Linked DNA regions of Homo sapiens: region 1 is linked to region 2. The links are chromatin loops, found by intact Hi-C in ENCODE. Cell type or tissue: PC-9. All regions are shown on one strand. Links, peaks and the distances in the headings refer to the core of each region. The heading gives the core; the rest is flanking DNA. Region 1 has its middle 6.0 kb from the start of RPS26. Region 2 holds the start of MYL6 (myosin light chain 6).

What was found. Peaks named below come from ENCODE experiments on the same cell type or tissue, not always from the same donor. Only the 100,000 strongest peaks of a DNase experiment are listed, where the experiment ranks them.
Region 1: a loop joins it to region 2, with 3 times the contacts of the local background. A loop is called at or near these places in 3 of 110 quality-filtered maps.

Annotation. Positions count from the first base shown.
Region 1 is chr12:56,045,266-56,050,607 of GRCh38, forward strand. No RefSeq gene overlaps it. Among named protein-coding and RNA genes, the nearest start is that of RPS26, 6.0 kb to the left of the region's middle. RefSeq lists enhancers at 756-1,349, 1,940-2,234 and a cis regulatory region at 1,839-2,213. In PC-9, for the core only: a CTCF peak has its summit at 2,058; a DNase peak (open chromatin) is centred at 2,016; H3K27ac peaks cover 910 bases.
Region 2 is chr12:56,156,486-56,161,855 of GRCh38, forward strand. It overlaps MYL6B (myosin light chain 6B), which reads left to right. Exons shown (of 8, transcript NM_002475.5): 6 at 983-1,060; 7 at 1,213-1,250; 8 at 1,397-1,497. The coding sequence ends at 1,241. It overlaps MYL6 (myosin light chain 6), which reads left to right and starts at 1,874. Exons shown (of 7, transcript NM_021019.5): 1 at 1,874-1,919; 2 at 2,199-2,226; 3 at 3,102-3,245; 4 at 3,490-3,663; 5 at 3,758-3,835; 6 at 4,141-4,185; 7 at 4,902-5,094. The coding sequence starts at 1,917. The coding sequence ends at 4,169. It overlaps MYL6B-AS1 (MYL6B antisense RNA 1), which reads right to left and starts at 1,740. Exons shown (of 3, transcript NR_186043.1): 1 at 1,698-1,740; 2 at 1,149-1,460. RefSeq lists enhancers at 873-982, 2,993-3,062, 3,103-3,172, 4,143-4,765, 4,766-5,370 and silencers at 1,603-1,772, 2,143-2,322. In PC-9, for the core only: a CTCF peak has its summit at 1,438; DNase peaks (open chromatin) are centred at 1,466, 1,826 and 2,806; H3K4me3 peaks cover 3,296 bases; H3K27ac peaks cover 3,049 bases.

The DNA.
Region 1 (5,342 bases), core at 1-5,000, 110 kb before region 2:
ATGTTGGCCAGGCTGGTCTCAAACTCCTGACCTCAAATGATCCACCTGCCTCGGCCTCCCAAAGTGCTGGGATTATAGGTGTGAGCCACTGCACCCAGCCTAAGGAACGGGTAGAGATTTTAGAATGTGGAGGTTCTGTTAATTGGAATGCACTCCCCAACAGAAATCTGAGACAAGAACTGCTGACCTGACTTGACTGTCAGTACACCAGTGTTTGTACTGGAATATCTGTGGCAAACCCGGAGTGTGTAAGAGCACTGAATGTAGGCGATAATCTATATCCTTCAGGGAGTCTCAAGACATCAGTGCCCCTTGCAACCTGATCACACCAAGGGTAAACAGGAAGTGATAGAAGAAAATTAAGAGGTCCAAGGCAAAAATGGGTACTGAATCTGAGTGATCCCAAAGTCCAGCTTGCTCAACAGAACCAGATTCAAATAGTAAATCGTGATTGTGGGTGTACTTACAGAGCTGATCCAAGATTCCTCTTGAAGTGTCTAGAGTCACAGCCTGTCACGTGGGTCCTAACTACTACCTCTTCTGTGGGTTTACAAACTCACAACATACTCTGCATTCTAAGCGCAGAGTATGTTGTTTGATTGTCTCCATAGATTCTACTTTCAAGAACCTAGCTGGTAAGAATTGACTTAGTTTTTCGTCTTAATAATCCCAAACTTTGTTGTTTTTGAGATGGAGTCTCTCTCTCTTACCCAGGCTGGAGTGCGGTAGCCCGATCTCGGCTCACTGCAACCTCCGCCTCCCGGGTTCAAGTGATTATCCTGCCTCAGCCTACCAGTAGCTGGGATTACAGGTGCCCGCCACCATGCCCGGCTAATTTTTGTATTTTTAGTAGAGATAGGGTTTCACCATGTTGGCCAGGCTGGTCTTGAACTCCTGATCTCAAGGGATCAGCCCACCTCAGCCTCCCAAAGTGCTGGGATTATAGGCGTGAGCCACCGCGCCTGGCCAGGAATCTGCATTTTAATAGTGTCCCAAGTGATTGTGATGCAACTGGTCTGTGGACTATACTGCAGAGCAGATGGTGAAGGGAATGTTGCATTTGGAGGATTTTATTGATGATGAATCCTGGGTTCCAGAAAGCTGTGAAAGGGTTTCAGGAGATGGGGAAGAGTGCAAATGGGGTCAGAAAGGACTGCATGAGAACCAGAATCTGAGAGACGTGGAATGAGCTGGAGGCTTGGGCTTCTGGTGGTGACTGCACGAATAGGTGCAACTGAGCCATGGTGAACATCATGCTCACAAGCCAAGTGTGCAGTGTGACTTGGAGTCCCAACTCACTATCTACAGGCCCAGGGACCCTGACTTCACAGCTGCCTCCCAAGGCTATTTTCCTAACCTTTTCTCTCTACTCTCTTAGATCAGTGTTGGACTCATCATTTCTGAAATATGAGAATGTGTGGGAAGGCAGCAAGGTGAGATAGGCCCAGAAACATTGGGAGGGGTGTGGGGAGCACTAGGAGAGGAGGAGATCGATTGGGGTGGGGAAGAGGAATACAGTCTCCCTCCCACATCCCTGGACCCCAGAAAGAAGTCCTGAAGACACATCCTTTTTTCTAGTATAATGCACTATTTACCCTGATTCAGGCACTCTGAATGAAAGGTGACTTCCGGATCAGGCGCCCTGGCTCACGGCTGTAATCCCAACACTTTGGGAGGCTGAGGCGGGTGGGTCACCTAAGGTCAGGAGTTTGAGACCAACCTAACCAACACGGGGAAACCCCATCTCTACTAAAAAATACAAAATTAGCCGGGCGTGATGGCACGCGCCTATAATCCCAGCTACTTGGGAAGCTGAGGCAGGAGAATAGTTTGAACCTGGAAGTGGAGGTTGCAGTGAGCCAAGATCATGCCACTGCACTCCAGCCTGGCGAAAGTGCGAAATTCTTTCTGGAAAAAAAAAAAAAGAAAAAGAAAATTGGGTGACTTTCTCAGGCTACAGTTAAAGATGATGTCATGAGTAGTTAACCAGGCCTCATTGATGTTAGTACCTCGGGATGACCATAGAGGGCAGTGTCGTGCAGGAGTTAAGAGCCCAGCTTCGGAGTCTGACAGACCTAAGTTTGAGTCCTTCCTTCGCTCTTTGGTAGCTTTGTGTGTAGCTTTGGGCAAGTTACTCTATCTAAACCTCCAAAAATTAATTTAAAAACACTTCACAAGAACATTTTGAGAACTAAATGAAATAATCTTTGCAAAGGACTTTGCAAAGAACCTGCCAGATAGGCCGGGCGCGGTGGCTCACGCCTGTAATCCCAGCACTTTGGGAGTCCGAGGCGGGTGGATCACGAGGTCAGGAGATCGAGACCATCCTGGCTAACATGGCGAAACCCCATCTCTACTAAAAAATACAAAAAAAAAATTAGCCGGGCGTGGTGGCGGGTGCCTGTAGTCCCAGCTTCTCGGGAGGCTGAGGCAGGAGAATGGTGTGAACCCGGGAGGCGGGGCTTGCAGTAAGCCGAGATCACGCCACTGCACTCCAGCCTGGGCGACAGAGCGAGACTCCGTCTCAAAAAAAAAAGAAAAAAAAGAACCTGCCAGATAATGCAACATTACAAATGGCAGTGGTTACTATTTTTGGCCCAGTCTTACTCTGTAAGTCTTAAAAAAAAAATCAGTGTTTTTTTGCAGATTTATTGAGGATAATTGAAGTATAATACATTGTAGGTATTTAACGTGTACAATTTGAAAAGTTTTGTGTTTGTTTTTTTGAGACAGACTCTCACTCTGTCACCCAGGCTGGAGTGCAATGGCGCCATCTCGGCTCACTACAACCTCCGCTTCCCAAGTTCAAACAATTATACTGCCTCAGCCTCCCGAGTAGCTGGGATTACAGTCATGTGCCACGAGGCCCACTAATTTTTGTATTTTTAGTAGAGACGGGGCTTCACCATGTTGTCCAGGCTGGTCTTGAACTCCTGACCCCATGATCAGCCTGCCTCCGCCTCCCAAAGTGCTGGGATTACAGGCATGAGCCACTGCGACTGGCCGAAGTTTTGACATATACCCAAGTGTATACCCATGAAACCATCACCATACTCAAGATAATTAACATATAGATCACCCCAGAAGTTGCCTCTTGCTCCTTTGTAATCTCACCATCCTGCCACTCCCAGCACTGTCCCCAGGCAACCACTGACCTGCTTTCTGCAACTATAGATTAGTTTGCATTTCTAGAATTGTAGAATCGTACATAAATGGAATCCCACAGTATATATGTGTGTATACTAAAAACATATAAATTAGCCAGGCATGGTGGCAGGCGCCCATAATCCCAGCTACTTGGGAGGCTGAGGCAGGAGAACTGCCGGAACCCGGGAGGTGGAGGTTGCAGTGAGCCCAGATCGTGCCACTGCACTCCAGCCTGCGTGACAGAGTGAGACTCAAAAAAAAAAAAAAAAGAAAAAGAAAAAAAACTTGCTACAAACATTTGTGTACAAAGTCTGTGTGGACATATGCTTTCTTTTCTCATATGTAAATAGAGTCATGTGTCCTCAAGAACAGGGATATGTTCTGAGAAATTCATCCTTAGGCAGTTTTGTCATATGAACATCTTAGAGTGTACTTACACAAACCTAGATGGTATAGTCTACTACACACCAAGGCCATATGGTAGAGTCTATTACTCCCAGGCTACCAACCTATGCAGCATGCTACTGTACTCAACGCTGTAGGCAATTGTAACATAATGATATTTGTGTATCTAAACATAGAAAAGATACAGTAGGCCAGGCACTGTGGCTCATGCTGGTAATCCCAACACTTTGGGAGGCTGAGGCGGGCTGATTTCTTGAGACCAGGAGTTTAAGACCAGCCTGACCAACATGGTGAAACCCCGTCTCTACTAAAAATACAGAAATTAGCCAGGCGTGGTGGCAGGTATCTGTAGTCCCAGCTACTTGTGCGGCTGAGGCAGGAGAATTGCTTTAACCCTGGAGGCGAAGGTTACAGTGAGCCAAGATCGCGCCATTGCACTCCAGCCTAGGCAACAAAGCAAGACTCCATCTTGAGAAAAAAAAGAAAGAAAGAGGGAGGGAGGGAGGGAGGGAGGAAAGAAGGAAGGAAGGAAGGAAGGAAACGAACAGTAAAACTATGGCATAAAAGATTAAAAATGGGCCGGGCTCAGTGGCTCACGCCAGTAATCCTAGCACTTTGGGAGGCCGAGGCGGGTGGATCACGAGGTCAGGAGTTCAAGACCAGCCTGGCCAACATGGTGAAATCCCATCTCTACTAAAAATACAAAAAATTAGCTGGTTGTGGTGGTTAGCGCCTGTAATCCCAGCTACTTGGGAGGCTGAGGCAGAGAATTGCTTGAACCCGGGAGGCAGAGGTTGCACTGAGCCGAGATCACGCTACAGCACTCCAGCCTGGGCAACAGAGCGAGACTCTATCTCAAAAAATACAAATAAATGGGCCGGGCACGATGGCTCATGCCTGTAATCCCAGCACTTTGGGAGGCTGAGGCGGGTGGATCACCTGAGGTCAGGAGTTCAACACCAGCCTGGCCAAGCTGGCGAAACCCTGTCTCTACAAAAAATACAAAAATTAGCTGGGTGTGGTGGTGGGCACCTGTAATCCCAGCTACTCGGGAGGCTGAGGCAGGAGAATCACTTGAACCCGGGAGGCAGAGTTTGCAGTCAGCCGAAATCGCACTATTGCACTCCAGCCTGGGCGACAGAGTGAGACTCTGTCTCAATAAATAAATAAATAAATAAATAAATAAATAAATAAATAAATGGGCAGGGCGCAGTGGCTTACGCCTGTAATCCCAGCACTTTGGGAGGCTGAGACAGGTGAATCACGAGGTCAGGAGTTTGAGACCAGCCTGACCAACATGGTGAAACCCCATCTCTACTAAAAATACAAAAAATTAGCTAGGCATAGTGGCAGGCGGCTGTAACCCCAGCTACTCCGGAGGCTGAGGCAGGAGAATCGCTTGAACCCAGGAGGCGGAGGTTGCAGTGAGCCAAGATTACACCACTGCACTCCAGCCCGGGTGACAGAGTGAGACTGTGTCTCAAAAAAAAAAAAAAAAAGATTAAAAATGGTACACCTGCATGGGGTGCTTACCATAAATGGAGTTTGCCAGACTAGATGCTGCTCTGGGTGAGTCAGTGAGTAGTGAGTGAATGTGAAGGCCTAGGATATAACTGTATACTACCATTGACTTTATAAAGACTGTACACTTAGGCTACATTAAATTTATTTATTTATTTATTTATTTATTTTATTTTTTATTTTTGAGATGCAGTCTCGCTCTGTCGCCCAGGCTGGAGTGCAGTGGCGCGATCTCGGCTCACTGCAACCTCCATCTCCTGGGTTCAAGC
Region 2 (5,370 bases), core at 55-5,054:
TCCCAGCTACTTGGTAGGCTAAGGCAGGAGAATCGCTTTAACCCGGGAGGTGGAGGTTGCGGTGAGCCGAGACCGTGCCACTGTACTCCAGCCTGGGTGATAGAGCAAGACTCAGTTTAAAAAAAAGCAAAACAGCATGGGCTGGCCGGGAGCAGTGGCTCACTCCTGTAATCCTAGCACTTTGGGAGGCCAAGGCAGGAGGATCGCTTGAGCCCAGGAGTTCGAGACCAGCCTGGGCAACGTAGTGAGATTCTATCTCTATTTAAAAAAAAAAAAAGTACAAGGCTGGGCGTGGTGGCTCACACCTGTAATCTCAGCATTTTGGGAGGCCGAGATGGGCAGATCATTTGAGCTCAGGAGTTCGAGACCAGCCTGAGCAACATGGCAAAACCATGTCTCTACAAAAAAATTTAAAAATTAGCCAGGCGTGGTGGTGCACGCTTGTAGTCCCAGCTACTTCGAAGGCCGATGTGAATCACTGGAGCCCAGGAGGTGGAAGTTGCAGTGAGCCATGATGATGTCACTGCACTCCAGCCTGGGTGACAGAGGGAGACCCTATCTCAAAAAAAAAAAAAAAAAATTACAATTGTTATGTTTATATTGTTGTTTACAAAAATATATGGAAAAAGCCAGGCGCGGTGGCTCACGCCTGTAATCCTAGCACTTTGGGAGGCCGAGGCAGGTGTATGACCTGAGGTCAAGAGTTTGAGAGCAGCCTGCCCAACATGGCGAAACCTCGTCTCTACCAAAAATACAAAAAATTAGCCGGGCGCCTGTAATCCCAGCTACTCGGGAGGGTGAGGCAGGAGAATCGCGTGAACACGGGAGGCGGAGGTTGCAGTGAGCCGAGATCGCTCCGCTCCACTGCACTCCAGCCTGAGCGACAGGAGCGAAACTCCGTCTCAAAAAAAAAAAGGAAAAGCGTGGCCTGGGTGAGTGAAGGAGGGAAAGGAGGGCCTCAGACGTTGTGTCTGGGATTCAGGAGAGAAGATGACTGAGGAGGAGGTGGAGACCGTTCTGGCAGGACACGAGGACAGCAACGGCTGCATCAACTACGAGGGTGAGGGGACAAAAAAGCGGGAGCGGGGCCGAGGGAGGAGGGCAGCCTGGCGTCTTGCCGCGTGTGGGCGGGGGCACCCCTGGATTACCTAGAGTCAGATGTATTATCCAAAGGCCTGCTTCTGAAGCCCCTCTTGCCTCCTCTCTCTGCAGCCTTCTTGAAACACATCCTAAGCGTCTGAGTGCTGCAGGTAGGGCCCTCCCACCCCTTCGCCGCGCCTTACGAGGCAAGTCTCCCGCCCTTCTCTCAGCCAACATAGAAAAGCAGCGGAGTTCATTCTGCTGTCCGGTTGCTGCACGGGCTCCAGCGCTTCGCAACTTTGGTTTTTTTCCACAGATCCAGTGGGGTCCGGACACTGGGCCCCGCAGGCGAAAGCACGTTCCAGCCACCAGGAGGCCACCTATTGTTTCAAAATAAAGACTGGGTTCCTCTCTTGGTTTCAGACTGCTATTTTTTTCATGGTTGGGGGAGCAGCGGGAGACGGGGAGGGTGCTAGGAGGAGAGGGCGGGAAAAGAGGGCTCTCTCCTCTTCCAATCCTCTGATCTTCCTGCTGTTGGGAGGTGCAGATTCATTGTGCCCCAGCCCACGTCCCCCCACGACCCCCGCCCCCCCACCTCCCCCCACGACCCCCCCCACCTCCGAGCGGGTTCTGTGCCCAGGTGGCGCTGGAGAAAGGAACAGCGGACCCCGCCCAAGTCATTACTAATGTAGCAATCGTCTGCATAAACCCAGGCCACGGTTCCTATTGGCTGAGTCCTCTGAGGGTGACGTCATCGGGACGTACTAAGACTAGGGTTGGGCCGAGAGTCGGAGCCATTACTGCAGGAAAAGGTCCCGGAGAGCTGAGCAGTCAAGATGGTGGGGCCCAGGTCTTGGGAGACGGGCAGGATTGGGGACGAGAGGCAGGAAGAGACGGGTGGGGGGCGAGGAGAAGGCAGGGGTAGGAGGCAAAGGGAATCTGAGGACCCGAAAGGTTGGAGGTGGGGTTGGAAAGACTGGGGCCCTGCGGGGAAGCGAGTCTGCAGCCTGAAACAGGAGTTTGTGGGTCAGAGTTTGTGGGTCAGAGTTTGTGGGGCTGGGATAGAAACTCGGGGGATTGGCGTTCAGATGCTGACCACTTCCCTCTTCTCTGAGCAGTGTGACTTCACCGAAGACCAGACCGCAGGTAGGTTATCTCTGATCCCTACCGAGGTCACCCTTAGGGAGAGGGACACCCTCCCCCCAGCACCTATCCTCTAATCTTAATCTGTCATCTCTTTAGCACCCCCATGAGATTACCCCCTGGATTATTTTCTCTTCTTCTGGATCCTCCATTTTCTTTTCTCACTTTCTTCCTCCCTCCCCTTCCACTCTAGATCTGATCCCAAGCACTGGGTGAGTTTTAGGTGGTGTGGGTATGTGAAAAAACTTGGTCACTTAATGCCTGCTGTGTGTGGGGTCTCGGGAGGGTGTATAAAGCTGCCTGCTTTCCTTTGTCCTTTAATCAGCTACTTCTGCCTCTTTTCTCCTCTTGTGATAACTGTCCCCGCCCTCCCAGCTTGCAGTTGTGAAGATTGTAGAGCAGTGACCTGATATTCTGTGCAGATGGGGACAAGACAGGGGAGTTTGCTAAGGATATGACTGTAGCTATACCCTCTGGAAGTTCTCTTTATACTGGAGGGGTGCGAAGTGGCAGGTTGGGATGACCCTAGTCCCAGGCTGCTGCTCCCACTTCCTTATAAGGACAGGACTGAGACTGGGCGGTGGCGAATTCCTGCCCTGAGAAGTGTAGTAGCAGCAGTGGAGATTGGCAGGCCTGCCGCAGGCAGAGGGGTTGTGTAAATGGATGTTACCAGGCTGCCAGAAGGGGAGGAAGCCTCTATATAGAACACTTGAGTTGGGAGGAAGAGAAATAGAGCCCTCTTAAGTAGACTTTGGTGTACAGTTTGGTGCAGATATCTCGTTTCCTCAGCATGATCAAAGTTGAATGGGCAGCAGAGCTCTGAGGTAGGGTTTGGATTAACCCTCAAATCCTGTGTTGACATTCATCTGAATCCTCAGAGTTCAAGGAGGCCTTCCAGCTGTTTGACCGAACAGGTGATGGCAAGATCCTGTACAGCCAGTGTGGGGATGTGATGAGGGCCCTGGGCCAGAACCCTACCAACGCCGAGGTGCTCAAGGTCCTGGGGAACCCCAAGAGTGATGGTGAGGGGCCTAAAGAACAACTCCTCAGTGTGGTCATGGGCCCACAGTTCTTCAGCTAAGAGCTTCCCTTTATCTTCATAGGCCCCAAACTCAAGCAAGTCTGGATTAGCAAATCCCATGGATTTCCTTGCTTTTAGTGGGGAGTCATCTGTCATCTCTCTGTTCAGTTGAGGTCTCTATAATCCCCTGTCCTGAGAACTTGTGTTACTTCTCTGGCCTGACACTTCCACCTCCTTTATGGCAGAGATGAATGTGAAGGTGCTGGACTTTGAGCACTTTCTGCCCATGCTGCAGACAGTGGCCAAGAACAAGGACCAGGGCACCTATGAGGATTATGTCGAAGGACTTCGGGTGTTTGACAAGGAAGGAAATGGCACCGTCATGGGTGCTGAAATCCGGCATGTTCTTGTCACACTGGGTAAGGTTCTGTGTCCTTGTCCTTGAGCTGAGATGGCACCCTGAGGTACCTCACTTGTCACCCAATTCCAAAAATGCTTTCTTTCCCCCTGCAGGTGAGAAGATGACAGAGGAAGAAGTAGAGATGCTGGTGGCAGGGCATGAGGACAGCAATGGTTGTATCAACTATGAAGGTAAGAGGTGAACTGCGCTTTCTCAGAGAAAGCAGCCATATGGGGCAGGTCAAGTATAGTGTCTGGGGCTTTCCCTATCCCTGGACTTGGGCTCCAAAAAGAGCCAGGAGGCAAGGTGCAGGGCCCTGCCCAGCCCAGCCCAGGAGTGGGAGGTCAGGGCGGTATAACAGGAAAGGAAGGGGGTAGTATTGTAGAGGGTGGGAAGGAATGAGAAGTGAAATAATGGAATGTCTGTCCCCACTGCCTGACCCCTCACCCCATGTCTTTGTCTTGTCTTCACCATGAATGTCTCTTCCTTCCTGCAGCGTTTGTGAGGCATATCCTGTCGGGGTGACGGGCCCATGGGGCGGGTACGGCTCCTCCCAGCCTCTCCTCTAGTTGATCTCCCCAGTGTTTCTTTTTTCCCCAACCTGTGCTCTTTATCCCCTGCCCTTACCCTACTACCATCTGACTTCCTCCTGGCATGTTTCTGCATGGAGCTGACTAGGGAGGGGAGGGATTCCTCAAAGAGGAAGACAACCTGGGGGTACAGTACCTCCTTACCTCTAGAATGGGCCCTGAGGTTTTACTTATGCGGCCCTGGGTGCTGGTGTCTGGGAACTCTCACCAGCCTGTATACCAGTCTTGCTTTAGGGTGACCTTCTGGCCCTGGAGCATGGGTAGCTGGCATAGAGGGGTATGGGTTGCCTGCCCCATTCTGCTGCTATAGCTGAACAGTCCTTTCCCCTTCCCTCGCTGGGCAGCTTGGAGGTACCCTAACCCAAAACTCTGTCCTCTCCTCCCGCCAGTGGCTGACAGTAGCTGTAGGTGTAGTGGAGAACTTTTCTGCCTCTGCTGTGTTCTTGCTGCTTAGGTTTGGGTGGGGGACTAACAGCTGCTGGGAGGGGAGCTAGGGGCATGGAGAACTGGTCAGACTCAAGGTGGCTCCTCTGCAAACTGACCCCAGGGTTGGTTGCTGTGGGCATGTTCCCGCTTATGCTACCTTTGCAGTCTGGTAGTCCCCTGGCCCTTGGCGTACCCCTCCACAGCCCTGTTCCCTGGCTCATCCCACCTTTCCTTTCCACAGAGCTCGTCCGCATGGTGCTGAATGGCTGAGGACCTTCCCAGTCTCCCCAGAGTCCGTGCCTTTCCCTGTGTGAATTTTGTATCTAGCCTAAAGTTTCCCTAGGCTTTCTTGTCTCAGCAACTTTCCCATCTTGTCTCTCTTGGATGATGTTTGCCGTCAGCATTCACCAAATAAACTTGCTCTCTGGGCCCTCGGTTCGGTTCTTTCTTTCCTGAACAGGGTAAAGGGGAAGAAGGTGAGATGGTGATGATTTCTGCCCTGAGGCAGAGTCCAAGGTCAATCAATGGTGCAGGGGTTGAGGAAAGCTGGGGGAGGCCCTGTACTAGCCATCTGGGCTTCATTTAAAAACTACTGGCCCCATTCATCCATCTTACACAAGCTACCTCTTGGGAGATTAGGAAAGCCATAGATCCCAGTAGGACTAAGGCTGGCCATCCCTGTTCCATTCCATATCAGGCTGTCTTCTCCT